Linked DNA regions of Mus musculus: regions 1 and 3 are each linked to region 2. Evidence: chromatin loops called from intact Hi-C (ENCODE). Cell type or tissue: heart. All regions are shown on one strand. Links, peaks and the distances in the headings refer to the core of each region. The heading gives the core; the rest is flanking DNA.

Region 1 (5,333 bases), core at 204-5,203, 480 kb after region 2:
TTTTTTTAATGTGTGATTGTGTTTGCTTGAATGCATGCATGGGTGAACGTACGGGTGGAGGACAGTGGGCACAGAAGGTACTAGAAGTGCAGTTACAGGGGACTGTGAACCGCGCACTGTGGATGCTGGCAACCGCCCCAGCTCCTCAACAAGAGCAGCAAGTGCTCTTAACCACTGAGCGGTCTCTACTTCATTTCCCATTTATTACAGAGCTTCCAAAGTATCCATTCATTGACTTCTTGGCCTTTGTCAACGAGCAAGTTCGATGTACTTGGGACAGAGAGGGGGCAGGCCTCCACAGGTGGACGGAATCTGCCAAACACATGGCTTACTGAGATCCTGGCAATTATCGTTCTTCCCAGACAGGCTCCTTCTGGTGGGGAGGTAGCCATCAAGTCAGACACAGGATAACTCAGCTGGCTTTGTCTCTAAGGGATCATCGCCTCACACACCCCTGACTGCTGCCCAAGTTCCCCATGGCAAAAACTAGATGCTGGGTCTAATCCCCACCCTAGTAGACCTCCACCAGGCAGCAAACTTTCCTGGCCTGGTCCCTTGGGTTCCTGGTCTGGTCCCTTGGCTGGTTTTTCCAGGTTGGATGGCTCTGAGGCCCTTAACATCTTAAAGAGCAACAGCTCCGTTCAGTTGTTAGCATAGTATTCGCCCTCACTCTAGCCAATTCTTAAAGTGGAAATACAAAGCACCTGGTCTCTGTGCTCAGAGTTCCTCGCACCTCCAGGCGTGGGCACCGGTCCTCCCTGCGCCTGCGCAGGAAGGTAGCTTCCCCTGGCATGGGGACCCACTAGTGACAGGACGAAGAGGAGCCTAAGAAATGAAGTCGTTGCTCCTCCGAGGGCCAAAGGCCATCCTCTTGAGCAACCGGTAAGAATGTAAAAGATCTCAGTTTCCACTGGTGAGGGAGAGCAGCTCTCCTTGTACTAGAGACAACCTCTCGTTTGGGAAATGGCGCCCCCAGATGGCTGCAGCGAATACTGGAGAAAGTAGTGGCCCTGGTACCGGGCAGCCTTACCAGGCCTGGAAGATTCGGTACACTGGAGAAGACAACCCTCACCCCTGGAAAGTCTGTGGATAAAAGTCAAGTAATAACACTTCTGGAGGCAACCAAAAGAACAGGACCCAAAGGCAGGCAGCTAGATCTCTGTGTGACATGGTTCAGTTACTTAAATCCTTTGTGCCTCAATTTCCTTATGATTATGGAAAAAAAAAAGTGTAACAATCAAGGGACCAGCGAAACAGTTCAGCAGGTAAGTTTGCTTGCCACCAGACCTGACCATATGAGTTTTATCTTGGGGGTCCATGGGTGCAAGGAGAGAACCAAACCCCTAAAGTTGTCCTCTGATCTCCACAGGAATGTTGTGGCCCTACAACCCCCATAAATAAATGTGGAGTGGGGAGGCAGGGGGTGGTTAAGGATAATGATCACGGCCACTTGCTGGGTGGCAGTGAGGATTTCTAAAGACAAGATGACATTGGTCGGGTGGTTGCTGGGTCCTCTTCCTAGGGGTTAGGGGATGCCCTACTATGTGCTGCTCTAGACTACAAATCTTGACTTCAAAACAGCCTTAGAGCAGAAACTCCCCTTCCTTTGACCCAGGCCCTGCGTGTTAACCAGGAAAGTGGACACCTAGCACCCACATTTTCCCCTCTAAAGGAAGTACAGGCCAGTGATGTGAACACTTCCGGGGAGAGCGTGAAAAATGAATCTCCATTTCAAGTTTGCCCCCTGGGCAGCCAAAGCTGCATCATCGGAGAAATTAAGAAACTACACATGCGTGTTGTGCTTCTAGGCTTTCTTGCTTTGAGACCTTTGCTGGGCTTCTGTGTGCTTTCAGGACACCATTCCAGAGTGCAGGAGGAAGCTTGCTCTCCTGGCACCCAGGCTGCCCTGCGACCTCCTTGGATGCTGGGCAGAACTGGGATTAGCAAGCTCCAGACGTTGGAGATCCCCCTAAGCATCTTAGCTTGAGAGCAAAGGGCTCGCCTCTCCAGAAATCTAGCAGCCAGCAAAGGGTTAACCAAGCAGCAGAGAGACTAGGGCAGCTTTCTGTGTCCCTCAAGATTCATCAATGCCCCTTAAAGACAGAAAGCACCAGATGGAAAGGCAAGACCACCAAAAGACAGATGTGGAGGCTCTTTGGGCCTGCAGCATTTGAGTAGGACGTTGTTGGCTGGGTGCTGGGATGGGGGTGGGACTGAGGGAAGGGTCCGGTACTATGAGAAGCATCCTCTAAGCAGAATAGGAGGGCCTGGCACTGTGAATCGCACTGTTTACTAACTAGGAACTTCCCTTCACAGGGAATTGAGAGGAGGCTCGACATGGACTCTCAGAGGCAAAGGCTTGCGACTTTTGATAGGAAACCTGTGTACCTGGGAACCTACAGGAAGCGCAGAAGAGCCTAGGCGAACCCAAGCACTCCAAGTGCTTGCTTTGCCCGGGAGTTCTCTCCTCTGGGCTACATAAACCCACACGGGAACCCGGTGGGGATAACCACAGAGTGTCCTTGAGCTGTGCTTCACACACAGACAGTGAGTGGTCTACCCTCTGAGGAAGGCTACTGCCCTGCTCCCCAGCAGCGGGCTTGCCGCGCGGACACGCCTGTCACACAAGCATGCAATTGGCTGATGATGGACGAAAGGAGGGTGCACGACTCTAGATGGAGAGGAAGATGGAGCTTGAGCTTGAGTCCAGGCCGAGTGGTACTGATGTTGGAACGGTCTGCGACAACAAGCTATGTTTCTGACGACCCGGGCAAGCAAGCGGGCAGAAGCGAGAGCTTGAGCCCGGTGTTACTGGAGACTCCCGTAAGACTTCGGGCGACCCCTCCTGGCGAGCGAGACAGACGCAGGCTCCCCAAACAATGCCTAGGCCCGCGGTAGTGCGCCAGGCGCATGGGCAGCCCGCTGCACTCCGAAACACAAAAGCGAGTGACTCAAACTAGACGAATTGGTGGTGGGCTTCTTGATCTTCCACTCAGGGGATCGGCAGGCGGGAGGTGACCCCATGGATGTACTTTGGGGCCACGAGTAGTGAATACCTGAGAATACTAGAATTCCATTTCAGCGTTCAGCCTGTGTAGCTGTTTGGTTTAACTTTTTTGTATTTGTGTGGTTTATTTTCAAACTAGTTTTTACCTGGGGAGAAAGTCTAAGCCTCTGGCTGCTTCAGCTAGACACGGGAAGGTCTAGAGCCAATTGGATGGAAACGGCTCCACTCAGGCAGGCCTTCAGCAGAGCAGGAAAGATGGAGCTGGACTTTTAAAGACTCCCATTGCGGGCTCCCTCTGGGTGTTTACCTGCTTCGACTATGGCCAGAAGTGGGTAGGAAATAGCATTTTATCGTCCTCTCGTCACTCCTTAAACTCTCATAAACTGCGGGACCACAAAATGTGCTGACCCCCTAAATCCTGAGCTCACCATCCAGATGGATGGAAAATGTAAATCAGGCAGCAAACATCCAACCCAGCTGTTAAATCCAGGAAGCAGCAACAATGTGTCCACCTTACACTTGAAAGAGGATTGTTGGGGGGGGGGGGGGCAAAGAGGGGAAGTCACTACCCAGGACTTGCAAGGTCCCACTTAAAGAGAGGCTGACTCTTAAGACAAGGGAAGGTTTGGGGAAGAGACACCCCCCCCCTTAACCCACCCCCTGCGCACGTCCAAACTGTCTCTCTGTACTCCTTTCCCCGCCTGGCACCTTACAATCCACTTACCCTAACATTAGGTTCCCTGTTCTACAGAGCAGAGGATGGCCCGATGGGTGACCAGGATGGCGTGACCAGGATGGGTGACCAGGATGGCGTCCCTGGTTGTTAGGGGATGAATGGGCCAACTATGCTGAGGACATGACTAACTCTTGTGACCACAGAGGTCTCTGCCCGTTCCTGCCCACCTTCTGACCTTGGTACTCATAAGCCCCATTTATTGCTTTGGTGGCCTATACTGAGGTAATCCTGAACCCCTATGTATTAGAGCCCGTGCAGCCTTCAAGCATAGACATCTCTTCAGAGGTCAAATTTTCTCCTCCAAAGAGGAGAAATGGCGGGCAAATTCGTGATGCCTCTGACAAGTCCTCCACAGTGACAAAATCCTATAGACACCCCAGCAAAATAGCAACTCCGTGCATGGCTGCAATTCCATTTTATAAGTCAGAATGTGTCGTGAGGCTGTGGAATCACATTGCTCAAGCCAGTCTGCTCAACTTGGGCTGGAGAACCGGGAGGAAAAAGCCCAGGCCACAAAGAGTCTAGTACTGCTGGTTTATGGTTACTCGGGGACAGGGACGCAGTGCTGAGACTTAAAGGCTGCTGCACATCGATACGGGCGCAGGCCACGCGGGGCGTGAAACGCGTTCCAGCCCTGATCCGACTGCAAGGCAGCTAGCCCGGCTCCACGCGTGTCCTCGACTTTCGTTGCCTCCTCCTCGCTCTCCCCTCGCTCTCCCTGGGACAGGGTGGCCCGCGCTTGTCTGCTTGCAAGGCAATCACCAGAGCGCGCGCGCAGGGGCTGCTGCCTCGGGGTGGGGGCGCAGCCCGAATTTCCTGCCAGCGAGCGCGTGAGGGGCATTCTCAACGCAGCCAGCCCCAGAAAGTAGTGACCGGCCTCCTCGGATTACTCCGGTTTGGCTCCTCCCTTGCTCCCCCTCCTCCACCTCCAGATTTGCATAAAAAAGGCCAAGAAAACTCTGGCTGGGCCCCAGCCTCTGCTCACTCTGCTCCCCCGGGTCGGAGCCCCCCGGAGCTGCGCGCGGGCTTGCAGTGCCTTGCCCGCGCCGACCTCCCGGCGCCCGGCTTCGCGCGTTCGCGCCGCCCGCTGTCCAGAGCCCCCACGAGCAGAGCGAGGGAGTCCCGGACGAGCTCGAGCTCCGGCCGCCTCTCGCTTCCCCCGCTCGGCTCCCTCCGCCCCCCGGGGGTCGCTAGTCCACGATGCCGCGGGGCCCTGCCTCGCTGCTGCTGCTAGTCCTCGCCTCGCACTGCTGCCTGGGCTCGGCGCGTGGGCTCTTCCTCTTCGGCCAGCCCGACTTCTCCTACAAGCGCAGCAACTGCAAGCCCATCCCCGCCAACCTGCAGCTGTGCCACGGCATCGAGTACCAGAACATGCGGCTGCCCAACCTGCTGGGCCACGAGACCATGAAGGAGGTGCTGGAGCAGGCGGGCGCCTGGATTCCGCTGGTCATGAAGCAGTGCCACCCGGACACCAAGAAGTTCCTGTGCTCGCTCTTCGCCCCTGTCTGTCTCGACGACCTAGATGAGACCATCCAGCCGTGTCACTCGCTCTGCGTGCAGGTGAAGGACCGCTGCGCCCCGGTCATGTCC
Region 2 (5,333 bases), core at 251-5,250:
TATTAGTATCATAGATGCTTTTGAAGGTGAGGGAAATGTTCTGTAGACTAACGACTTTGCTGTAGGCCTCTCAGGTATAGGCTAGACTTTTAAATTTGTCATTTGTCTTTACAACTCAATTTGACTTTCTGACTAAGAACATTAACTTTCTGTTGTAGATAATATATGAATATGAAGTTGGCTCAATAAATGTCTTTCTCTTTTTTTATGATTCACTCACTTTCAAAGAGAACTGAGTTTTCAATTGAGTAAAGCGATGTAAGCTGTGGTAGAGTAAGCAAGCAGTCTTAAGATGACATCCATAGCTCACTGTGTCTTCTCTTTCAAAGCAGGCTTGCTGAGGATAGCCTGCCCTTTGGATTATGAAGTGAAAACTCAGCATATCCTGACCCTCGTGGCCCATGATGGTGGCATGCCAGCACGCTCTTCATCCCAGACTCTGACAATCACTGTCCTTGATGTAAATGATGAGACACCAGCATTTAAGCAACTTCTGTATGAAACTTCAGTTAAAGAAAACCAAAGTCCAGGGGTGTTTGTTACAAGGGTTGAAGCTGAAGACACGGATTCAGGTAATCTGAAAAATAGGTAGTAGATGCTATTAAAAAAAAAGCATGTAAGAGTTATATAGTTAATATAAAATAGTACTCATGGGAGAGAGTAGCCTATGAGAGACATAGATAACACAGTAGGAAAATGGCTGCCAGGGAGCCGAGTAACCTGGGTTGGCTTTCTGGAACCCATGATAGAAGATAAATGATTCTGGAGTGTTCTTTTTAGACTTCCACACATGTGCTATACCGCATGTGTACTGTGCATGTACTTACCCATAAACACTAACAGTAAACAAATTAAGAAAAATAATAGCTATGGGGAAACAGAGTTACCACTTACCTCAAATATCAAGTATTTTCAAAGCATACATGAAACGAAAAGCTGTAGCTGGTGCTTGTTTTTGTCTAGCATCTGTTTGTGTTGATCCTTATTATTATCTGGAGTGGCACCTGCCTAATAAACACATAACTTATTGATTTTCACGAGGATGCAGCAAGCAGAGGTACCCACGTGGCCACATTTATCTCAGCACACTGGATGCACTGAGCGTGAGAAGTGTAGTGCTTCTTCATCTCCTCAGTGCTTCTTCATCTCCTCAGTGCTTCTTCATCTCTTCAGTGCTTCTTCATCTCCTCAGTGCTTCTTCACCTCCCCAGTGCTTCTTCATCTCCCCAGTGCTTCTTCATCTCCCCAGTGCTTCTTCATCTCCCCAGTGCTTCTTCATCTCCCCAGTGCTTCTTCATCTCCTCAGTGCTTCTTCATCTCCTCAGTGCTTCTTCATCTCCCCAGTGCTTCTTCATCTCCTCAGTGCTTCTTCATCTCCTCAGTGCAGGACAGGCTCGCTCCAAGGGCTCATGAGCTCACGTCACACAGCCCAAGTTTGAATCTCAGAATTATCTCTCCCTAAAGCTGTGCAACTTGGAAGAAGTTACTAACCAACCTCTCTGTTCTTCTTGTCTGTAAAATGGAGACAATTGTGGTGCTTAATATGTCGTCCTGTTAGAAGTATGAAGGCATGACTGTGTGGAAAGAAAGACTGTATGAATATCTGGCACAGTCAATAGCAATGTCAACTACCATTTTTAGTTTTACAATGAACACAGAATAGAGACACAAAAATCTAAAATGGGCAGTTACGGTGGCAGGGAATTCATGAGTGTCTCCGACTTGCTCTTGAACAGCGCTGAGGCTCTTTGGATGTCTAAGGCACAGTAGATTTAATGACATTCCGTTTTTATTTTAAACTAAATCGTGATAAAATTGACAGCTCGGTGTTTCAGGTTTTGCTATTAACAGCACTTTCTGAGTTTTCCCATCAGAATTATTGCAAACCATCTAATTAACCAGTCTTTAAAACTTACATTTGTAAAATTTGCACTTACGTTTCCACAACCCCGAGAGGGCTCTCAGTGGTGTTTCTCCCATAAATGTTGATCAGAAGAGTAAACGATAGATTTCTTTAGCTTTCAAACTAAGTTCTAAATTGCTCAGCTGCTCTGATCTCTTGGGAAACACCACTGTGCATCGATGAGCCTTTGATGTGAATTTGTCTAACATGTTTAGGGACGCTTTTCAAGGGCTAACGTAATTTTCCCTCTTTGACCAGAGAGGGGCAGTGTGATCAAAGACTTTTCCTCGGACATGGACAGAACAGAGCATGCTCACAGCTGCTCTCGGTCCCTGCTTAGAAGTTAGCGCTTTTCCATCCCTGTTTGCTTTTGGGTGACAGGAACAATGGGGAACACACTCAAGCTGCCCGTTTCACAGTGGTCCTAGTTCAGCAATGTTCTCGTCCATGGTTGCTGCTGTAACCATCAGCAGGAGCCTCCGAAGGATCGCGTAGGCTGAAGACACTGCTGATGAGCAGCTTAGCAGCCTGCAATCTTTTTTTCCCCCTTGGCCACACTTCGTTAATTTTATTGCCTGTACAGGATTCTACTATATACAGGCATTTCTTTTTCTTTTATATTTGAAAAGATGAAAAAAAATTTCTACCCCCCTCTCTGAAAGTATTAACAAGACTGCCATATGCAAATCTGTCTACTTTTTCTTTCTTCCTTCCTTCCTTCCTTCCTTCCTTCCTTCCTTCCTTCCTTCCTTCCTTCCTTCCTTCCTTTCTTTCTTTCTTTCTTTCTCTCTCTCTCGTTCTTTCTTTCTTTCTTTCTTTCTTTCTTTCTTTCTTTCCTTCTTTCTTTCTTTTTCCTTCCTTCCTTCCTTCCTCCCTCCCTCCCTCCCTCCCTCGCCCCCCTCTCTTTTTCTTTTTTCTTTCTTTGCTGTGTAGTTACTTTCTTTTGAGTTGAAACCTTATCATTATAGACATCAAAAATACAACTGAAAATTCAGATGTACAGTTATTACTTTTGCAGCTTTACACTTGTGGATGTTTAAAGTACAACTTAACATCCCCCCCAAACTTCATCTCATCTTACATGTCTTGGAGATGGTTTGGATTACTGAAAGATTTTTGTTTTCTTTTTTTATCAAATTGATAAAAATTTTAAAAATATTTTTGGAGAATTTCATACAAGTACTGTATTTACTGTGTTTTTAATGAAGCCAGATCTGTTAAGCGATTAAGCAGGTGTTTTTGTAAATACATATGAGTGTGTGTGTGTGTGTGTGTGTGTGTGTATTTGAATATATTTCTTCTGGATCTTTTTTCTTTTTGTGTTTTTCCCCTTTCCTTTTCTTTTTCTTCTTTTTGCACTTAGTGGGTTAAAAGAATGGAACAGGATTATGCATGAGAATTAAATGACGTACTTGGGATTTTAACATAACTGGCATCGGGTTGGAATTTATGAATGGTTTACTTTATAGTATGTATTAAAGAAATACTATAGTGTTACTTAATACCAGAGAGCTGAGCATATGTGTTCTGGCATTCTAGAATGCAGATTTTTGAAACGTAACCACTCAGTGCTGTTTGGCATTCGAAGTCCAAAGGGATTTGAATGTTTATATTGTGTGACTCACTCTAAATCTAGCAGGATTTTTTTCTTGTATTAAAAGGAGAAAAAAAAAACAACTACTAGATTTTAACTGAGGTATTAAAATTTTCCCAGTATTTGGTTCCATAACAAGAGCTCCATTGTTAGTGCATAGAGCTGACTGTGGCTGCCTCTGGCTCCCCGGAGGAAGAGGCACCTCGCAGGGCAGATGGCTTTGGGGTTATGGCACTTGCTCAGTAGTGGTGAAATGTGACACCTTAGCAAAACAGTGCATTGGTCAGTAAGATGGGAGTTTCTATTCTGTGCAAATGTCCTCTGTACCCAGTGCCATCCTGAAGAAACTACATATGGTCTCCAGACAGGACTTTCTCTTTGTGCAAGGTACTGCAGTACCCTGACAGGAATTTCTCTGTGTGTGAGGTACAGCTGTGCCCTTCAAACCCAGTCTTGGAGTCAGGGGAAAGCACAGTACTTCCCTGACTCTAATTCGGACACCACTTCTCATGATATGCATCTAACATCAGATATGTAAAATGTAGGAGAAAAGTTTTAGAACAAAAGGCAGACATTAAGTAGGAATTCCTCGCCTCTCCGACTCTGGAGTACTCCGTGTTCTCCTCATAAGAGCCATTGTGTACACTTTTCAAGAGAAGTCGTACACACGCCCATTAAATCAAGAGGCTAAATTATCTTTATTATCATTGTTATCACTATCTGGGCATGAAACCAGGGGTTGGCACATCTTAGGCAAGTGGTCTATCATGAGCTTCATCCCCATCCCTAGATACTAAAATATTCAAATATATGGCAGTTTTAAATATCTTCTCTCAATAGCAGACAATAGGGCTGACTATTAAGTTTTTATTGTCAACTTCTTGATCATGGTATCGCTCCTGCTGGGCAAGCATAATGTCACTTTCTTTATGAAGATGTATTTCCTCTGGCCATCTACTGCTGCAGATATCCACCGATTGCTCACAGGAACTCTGCTGTAGTTGCTCATCAGTCTGCTTTCTGAATCTTTACCAACAGCCCTTGCTGGTTTTAGGTTCAGTCCAGCCCAGCGGTGCATTAGAAAGCTATAGGATCCTGGCGCCACCCAGTCTTATTTGTTCTCTTCCTGATTCCAGAAACTTTCAATTTAGGCCATTGGGAATGTAAGATCTTGAACTTCTCAATCTGAGGCCGTTGCTAGAGGAAACAACGTAACATGCTTTGTATAGGGTTAGTCTACTTCTGCTAACATCTTACTAATGTCCTGTTGACCTTTTGTTGGTGTTTGGTTGACCCACACTATGTCGATTTTTCTCTATATGGATTCCAACTATAAATGCACTTAGAGAAAGGGGGAAATGTGTAAGGACCAGTCATTATCTCACACTGAGATTGTCTTTGTTAAAACTTTGGTCTAAACTCGGACTTTGTTGTATTTGTTGACTATCTCCCTTCTACACTATAGACCCGGATTTAGTATATTTTGCTTTCTTTTAGCCCAGATTCTTGTGGTAGCCAGACATACAATGTAAGCACTCAATGGAGAAAGCAAGGCTCACGAGTCATAAATGGCTTCAGGTTGTTTGAAATATATGAATTTACTTATTTATTTACCTCCTCCCCAACAATAAGTGAAGCACGTCCTCTTTTGGCTTTAGAAATGTCTGAGGGTGTGGGCATTGGAAAATAGAATAATATGTATTATTCCTAGTAGACAGAAAGTGTTAATAAGTCTTCACAATCCAATGTTATATTCTGCTGCGAGTCATAGGTCTTTCTCTTGTAGTTTAAATTGGTTTTATATATATTTCCAAGGTGTGTGTCAATATGGATTCT
Region 3 (5,333 bases), core at 204-5,203, 310 kb after region 2:
CTCCGCAGCTGTCTGATGTTTTCAAGATGCGTAAATCTTGGGACTGATCACATCTTATTTAAGATGAAAGGTCAGACTTGAGATCTCTACTCATCACATGCCTCCGCTAATGTTTAGTAAACTCCCAAAGCTGGAATTTCACCAAAGGCAGTACCCATTCTGTTCCTCCAACTCCAAACAAAGTATCTTTTTTTTTTCCTTTTACAAGTGTGGAGAGGAATTCTATCGTAATCCAGCCTTCATTAAGTGGGATTGTATGTGCCTTGGAACAAATTGAGTCTTCTGAATCATGAACATTGGAAATGGAAAGGAATTAGCCATTGCATAGTCCAAGTTTGCCACTTAATAGATGAGGGAAAAGATGTCAGAGAACATACAGGATCTGCCCAAGACCACACAGAGCTGAGGACAAGACTCCAGCTCCTAAGCACAGAGTTCTTTCCATCCACTAGATCCTAGCACCTGCCAAGACCATTGCTGATACTCTCAGGTGGCCACACAATGGTCCTAGGAGCTGACTGAGGAGCTGACGGAGCACGGATGTCCGCTTGCCTCACATGCACCCACAACATGAACCAGTTGTCCAGAACTAGAGACACCCAATTCAGAACCAATTCAGAACCTATACGATGTGCTTAGGATGTATACCAGCATTTGGCTCTACCCTAGGTTCCAACCGAGAGATTCTGAAAGGGAACTTGGGAGGAATAAAGCAAGAAGAGAAAAGGAGGAGAGGTGAGCAAAGCATGCACTGAGATGTGGACAAAGACAGGGCAGAGGCACTTATGAATCAAGCCTAACCCTTTTAGAAGTCATTTTCAATACCAACAGCTGTCAGAGTATTTCCACCATCTCCATGGATGTGTGCTTAAGTTCAAAACAGGATGAAGTTTTTAGAACACAATTATTTTCTTAACCGACACTTTCCTTTGAACCTCAACTCCTGATTACTAGCAAATCAGCTAGTAAGACAACCCCATCCTGTGCTGTAATCAACTGCCGGCTCACTCTGGGAATAGTTTTTAAAATGCACTTGGCATCCTGATCAACTCTGGAGTAACAGTGAGCCATACGTTATTACCTTTGAGAGCCCATTTAAATGTGGAAACATAATCTATACTGGATGCCAACTGTATATAACAGCATTTTCCTGCCTGTAGCTATTTGCCAATAATCAATTGTATATATTTTTATATGCACAGTAGTTTGTTTTGTTTTGTTTTGTTTTTTAATGCTTTGCCTTCTATTCTGATGAAAAGCTTGACAATTCCCAGGTAGCCAGCCTTGAGAAAGCCTTCATCATAGCAATGGCAAATGAGACGCCATGTCAGTTACATTGTGATATTTCTAGATCTAGAGCCCGGCTTCTTGTACATTTTGAATGAAATGTGTGTATTTTTTCAGATTTCTGGCTGCTGCCATGACAGAAACCCAAAGCAAAGGAAATTAAAGATAGATAACTGAAGTCCTATAGGTACATCTGGCCACAAGGACCCCAAAGAAAGAAGTGTTTTCAATAAATATTTCTTTTATCATTTTGATTTCTTGGCTCTGACTTATATTGTATTAATAATTAATTAAAAGTTTTAATTAATCAATTTTTAAAGACCCTGGGTAAAGCAAAACGACATATGTCCATGTCATTTTGCAGACTTATTGAGGGGGAAGGGGGTATAAGAGAACCCAAAACACGAATGCGTGAGAGGGGAGAGGAATAAAGGACATGGAAACTGACTTTCAGGCCAGTCTCCCACAGTGGCAGTGAGGAAGCACTGCAGGCTTCCCCCAGGAGATTCTGCTCAGGAGGACGTCCACTAGGTATGGCCACAGAGTGGAAAACATCTATACAGACAATAGTAACTAGACACAAGTAACAGGGTCTGTGGCTGGACATCACACCCTCATCTTCCACAGGAACCCAGACCTCAGCTGTCAGCTGAGCACACACCAGCCCATCCTGCAGCTACAAGTAGCGCCGTGCCCCCGTCTTAGCTAGCAAGGAGAGCATGAGAGTACTTTAATGTGTTGGGGAAAGCTTTGCTTACCTTTTTTCCTTTATCGTTTCTTTATCCTTGCTAACAAGAACAGGGACATGCTGACTCTTCTTCTGGTTGGAGCTAGGGCAGATGTGAGAGAACCTGAGGAACTTGAAATAAGAAAGCTTCAAGACTTGCCCAAGTCATCGAAGACTCAGGAGCAAAAGATGATCTTTGCTATACTGCGTCATCCTTCTCCTAGAAAGAAACCGCTACCTTGCTTGAGTTGTTTAATATTCAGGACCCCCGGTACTTACAATTGAAACAAGTCTTAACTGAATCTAAAACAGAAGTGAGATCTCAGCATGCGAGGATCCACGAGTGGAACTTAGCAGACATCGAGGCTTGAGCCTTCCGAGACCTAGGTCCTGTGACATGTGCAAGTCACATTATTCCCTTGGCCCCATGCACCCTCTCTTCAGATGCTTTAGTTAGCTGAAGGGGAAGAGAGTCAGGCACACATGGAGCACTCCTGCACACAAAGTCCAACATCTGGTGCCAGAAACTTCTGGATTTGGGAGAATTTTAGACTTTAATTAAACAAACAAAAAAAATTTTTGAGATAGCAAATTTAACCAGTAAACCCTGTTCAAACATCCCAGTATTCCGCCCCCCCCCCAAAAAAAAATCCTGAATAACTTCTGATCTCAAGAATTTTGGAAAAGGGACCTCCATATTGTGCAGAAAATCTCTTTCCTAAGGTCATTACTGCTGGGAAGTGATAGAACATAGGATCTGAGCCTATGTAGACATACCTCCCAAGTCTTTCATGTCTACCACACAGGGCCTCAGTGTATATGAACAAAACATGAAAATATCACAGCAAAGTCCCATCTTACCCATGGCTGAGACACGAATGCTGGCCAAGTAGCAACCTTACCAATCCACTGAAAACCTAGTTTACCATTTTAAATCAATGAACTCTCAACTTAAAGAAGTTTCCTTAAGAAGCCTGCAGGATGCTGGTCCTCTACAGAGGACTGGCTCGTTGTAAGACAGTTTGCATTTACCCTGGAAGAAAAGCAAGCACTGTGACCTCTGAAACCAACCCAAGTGGTGATTGAAGCTCAGAGCTGAAAGCCCCTGGACCTAGACACAGAGCACACGGCGCCACCACCAGGCTGAGAGCTTTTGCATGCCAGACTTGCTTCTTATAAGACTCAGCTCTGGTCCCAAAGTCCATGAGCCCTTCACAAAACTCCAAATTCAATGCCAGAACTTGGTCAACCACTATTATTGAGCTGACAGATTCCTGGCTCTTCTGCATTCTTTCGATCTTTTTTTTTTTCTCTCAAGTGCATAAGTAGGTCTAGTTCAGTTTATTGCAAGAACAAATGCTCTTCTGCAAAACTAATTCTTTTGAATGGCTGAAATGAAAAGTAATATGCCACTCCACCCTTCAGAGGCCACTCGGACTTAAACACATGAAAACGCTAGTGTTTCTCAACCCAAGGCTTAAGTTGGGATGAGGAATATAAAGAACCTTTTCTAACCATTGTGACAGGGGAAGAATGCATAGGTCTCTCAAGAGGAGACTGTGAGAGTCCATGCTGAACTGATTTACGAATCTTCCACCAGGAATAAACCTCCACAAACACTACCCTTACCGAGTGACTATTTGGTATTTTACGTATTCTGTGCATATTTGGACATATTTTTAAATTGAGATTTTTTAAATTATATTTTAGGAGAAAATACATTCCTTTCCATCGTTAACTTCTGGGCAGCTGCATTAAAAAGTGCCCCTTCTTCACAGAAGAGTACCCACAACTGTGGGACAGTACATGGACCTTGGCCACGAGCAAGGCTAGGGACAGAGGATCCTGTCAGCCAGTGAGTGACTAGTACTCAATCTAGCATTGGCTTCGAGTGTTTGCAACAATTTGGAGAAACTTCCTTAAGGCGTCAGCTCATTGGCACTTTTAGAAGGCACTGTAAGCAGACCCTGTACAGCACACGAACACATGCTGCATGTGTGTTCAGTGGGAAAGAGGGCAGGCATGTGGTGGTGACCAATGACCTGGAGAGAAGAAACAAGGCCTAGTGTTTGGAATGTATTTTGTGAGATCTGACACCATTGGTATACTGTGGCTTTCTAGCGTCTTTGTGTTGACTTTATTTTCTAGGATGTTAGTCCATTTAGGACACAGACACAGATACACACACACACACACACACTCAAAGAAGGAGGAGGACGAGGGGGGTGAGCAGGAGGGAGAGAGAGAGAGAGAGAGAGAGAGAGAGAGAGAGGGAGAGAGAGAGAGAGAGAGAGAGCATCTATCCACAAGTGAAGGTCACTCTCTTGGGGGTCTGAAGCAGCCTGCTGTTTATCTGCATTTATTTCCTATGGTTGTGAAATCCAGCCACAGACTAAGGGCTTGAAACCAACAGATATGTCTCCTCTGGCAAAGCTGGAGGCCAGACACTGAAATCAAAGCATCAGCATGCCCGACTCCTTCTGGAGACTCTCAAGGGGATTCGCTTCAAGACACTGCCCTCAGTCTTGGGTTTCTTGGCTCGTGAATGCAGTCCTCCAGTCTATTCCTTCTACACATGGCCTTCCCCGCTGAGGCGCTGTGTTGTCTTCTTTTCCATTCTCAGAAAGACAGCACTCCATAGATTCAGGGCCATCCTGATCTAAGATGATTTAGAATGTTGAGTGCCCTGCTCTATCTCTCTTTTCTACCCATGAGACAGGGTCTCTCACTAAACTTGGAGCCTTGCTGGTAGGCAGCAAGTCCCAGCAATCCTCCTGTCTCCCTCCAGCCTCAACGGCACCTGAGATTAAAAGCATGCACAGGGCCACACCTAACTTCTCGAGTTCTGAAGATTTGAACTCAGATTCTTAGGCTTGCAGAACAACCTCGCTTACATCATCTTTCCAGGCCCTCAAGGCCTTTCTTCCCTAATAAGTTTGTGTTGACAATTCAAGGTGCACAGGGTTTCAAGGACCAGTTTCAACTCACTGTTGTCAGAGCCACCTGAAGTTCATCATCTTGACCTCAGTTCCAAACTCTCTCATTTTTGCCCTTTTTTCTTATCTTCTCTATCTTCCTCTTCTGTAGCAGACACCTCACTGTGACCTTGCATCAGGACCACATCTAAGCCATTACAACATTGGGTAAACCAGGGCAGGGTGTACATCAATGAAAACTAACACGGCTGGAATCTTGTTCACTTCTCTGCATCCCATTTAAGTAGATACAACATAAAAGCATGCTGGACATTCTTCGACATAAAGTTCTCCCAAAGTCATAAAACAATAAAAAAAAAACTCCCCTAAATTACAAAGAAAGC

Evidence for each region. A loop is a pair of places that touch in the nucleus more often than their neighbours do. Peaks named below come from ENCODE experiments on the same cell type or tissue, not always from the same donor. Only the 100,000 strongest peaks of a DNase experiment are listed, where the experiment ranks them.
Region 1: it touches region 2 in a loop (9-fold over the local background); 17 of 42 quality-filtered maps call a loop at or near these places.
Region 3: it touches region 2 in a loop (11-fold over the local background); 4 of 42 quality-filtered maps call a loop at or near these places.

The regions. Positions count from the first base shown.
Region 1 is chr3:83,761,599-83,766,931 of GRCm38, forward strand. Sfrp2 (secreted frizzled-related protein 2) reads left to right here and starts at 4,723. Exons shown (of 3, transcript NM_009144.2): 1 at 4,723-5,333. The coding sequence starts at 4,944. In heart, for the core only: a CTCF peak has its summit at 2,839 (motif pointing left); DNase peaks (open chromatin) are centred at 2,843 and 4,593; H3K4me3 peaks cover 2,488 bases; H3K27ac peaks cover 2,346 bases; H3K27me3 peaks cover 3,571 bases.
Region 2 is chr3:83,284,872-83,290,204 of GRCm38, forward strand. It overlaps Dchs2 (dachsous cadherin related 2), which reads left to right. Exons shown (of 20, transcript NM_001357165.2): 10 at 333-572. Among named protein-coding and RNA genes, the nearest start is that of Gm10710, 160 kb to the left of the region's middle. In heart, for the core only: a CTCF peak has its summit at 2,164; no DNase peak of the experiment used is centred there; H3K4me3 peaks cover 420 bases; H3K27ac peaks cover 220 bases; H3K27me3 peaks cover 351 bases.
Region 3 is chr3:83,598,524-83,603,856 of GRCm38, forward strand. Gm40076 (a long non-coding RNA gene) reads right to left here and starts at 2,564. Exons shown (of 3, transcript XR_867381.1): 1 at 2,046-2,564. In heart, for the core only: a CTCF peak has its summit at 3,152; no DNase peak of the experiment used is centred there.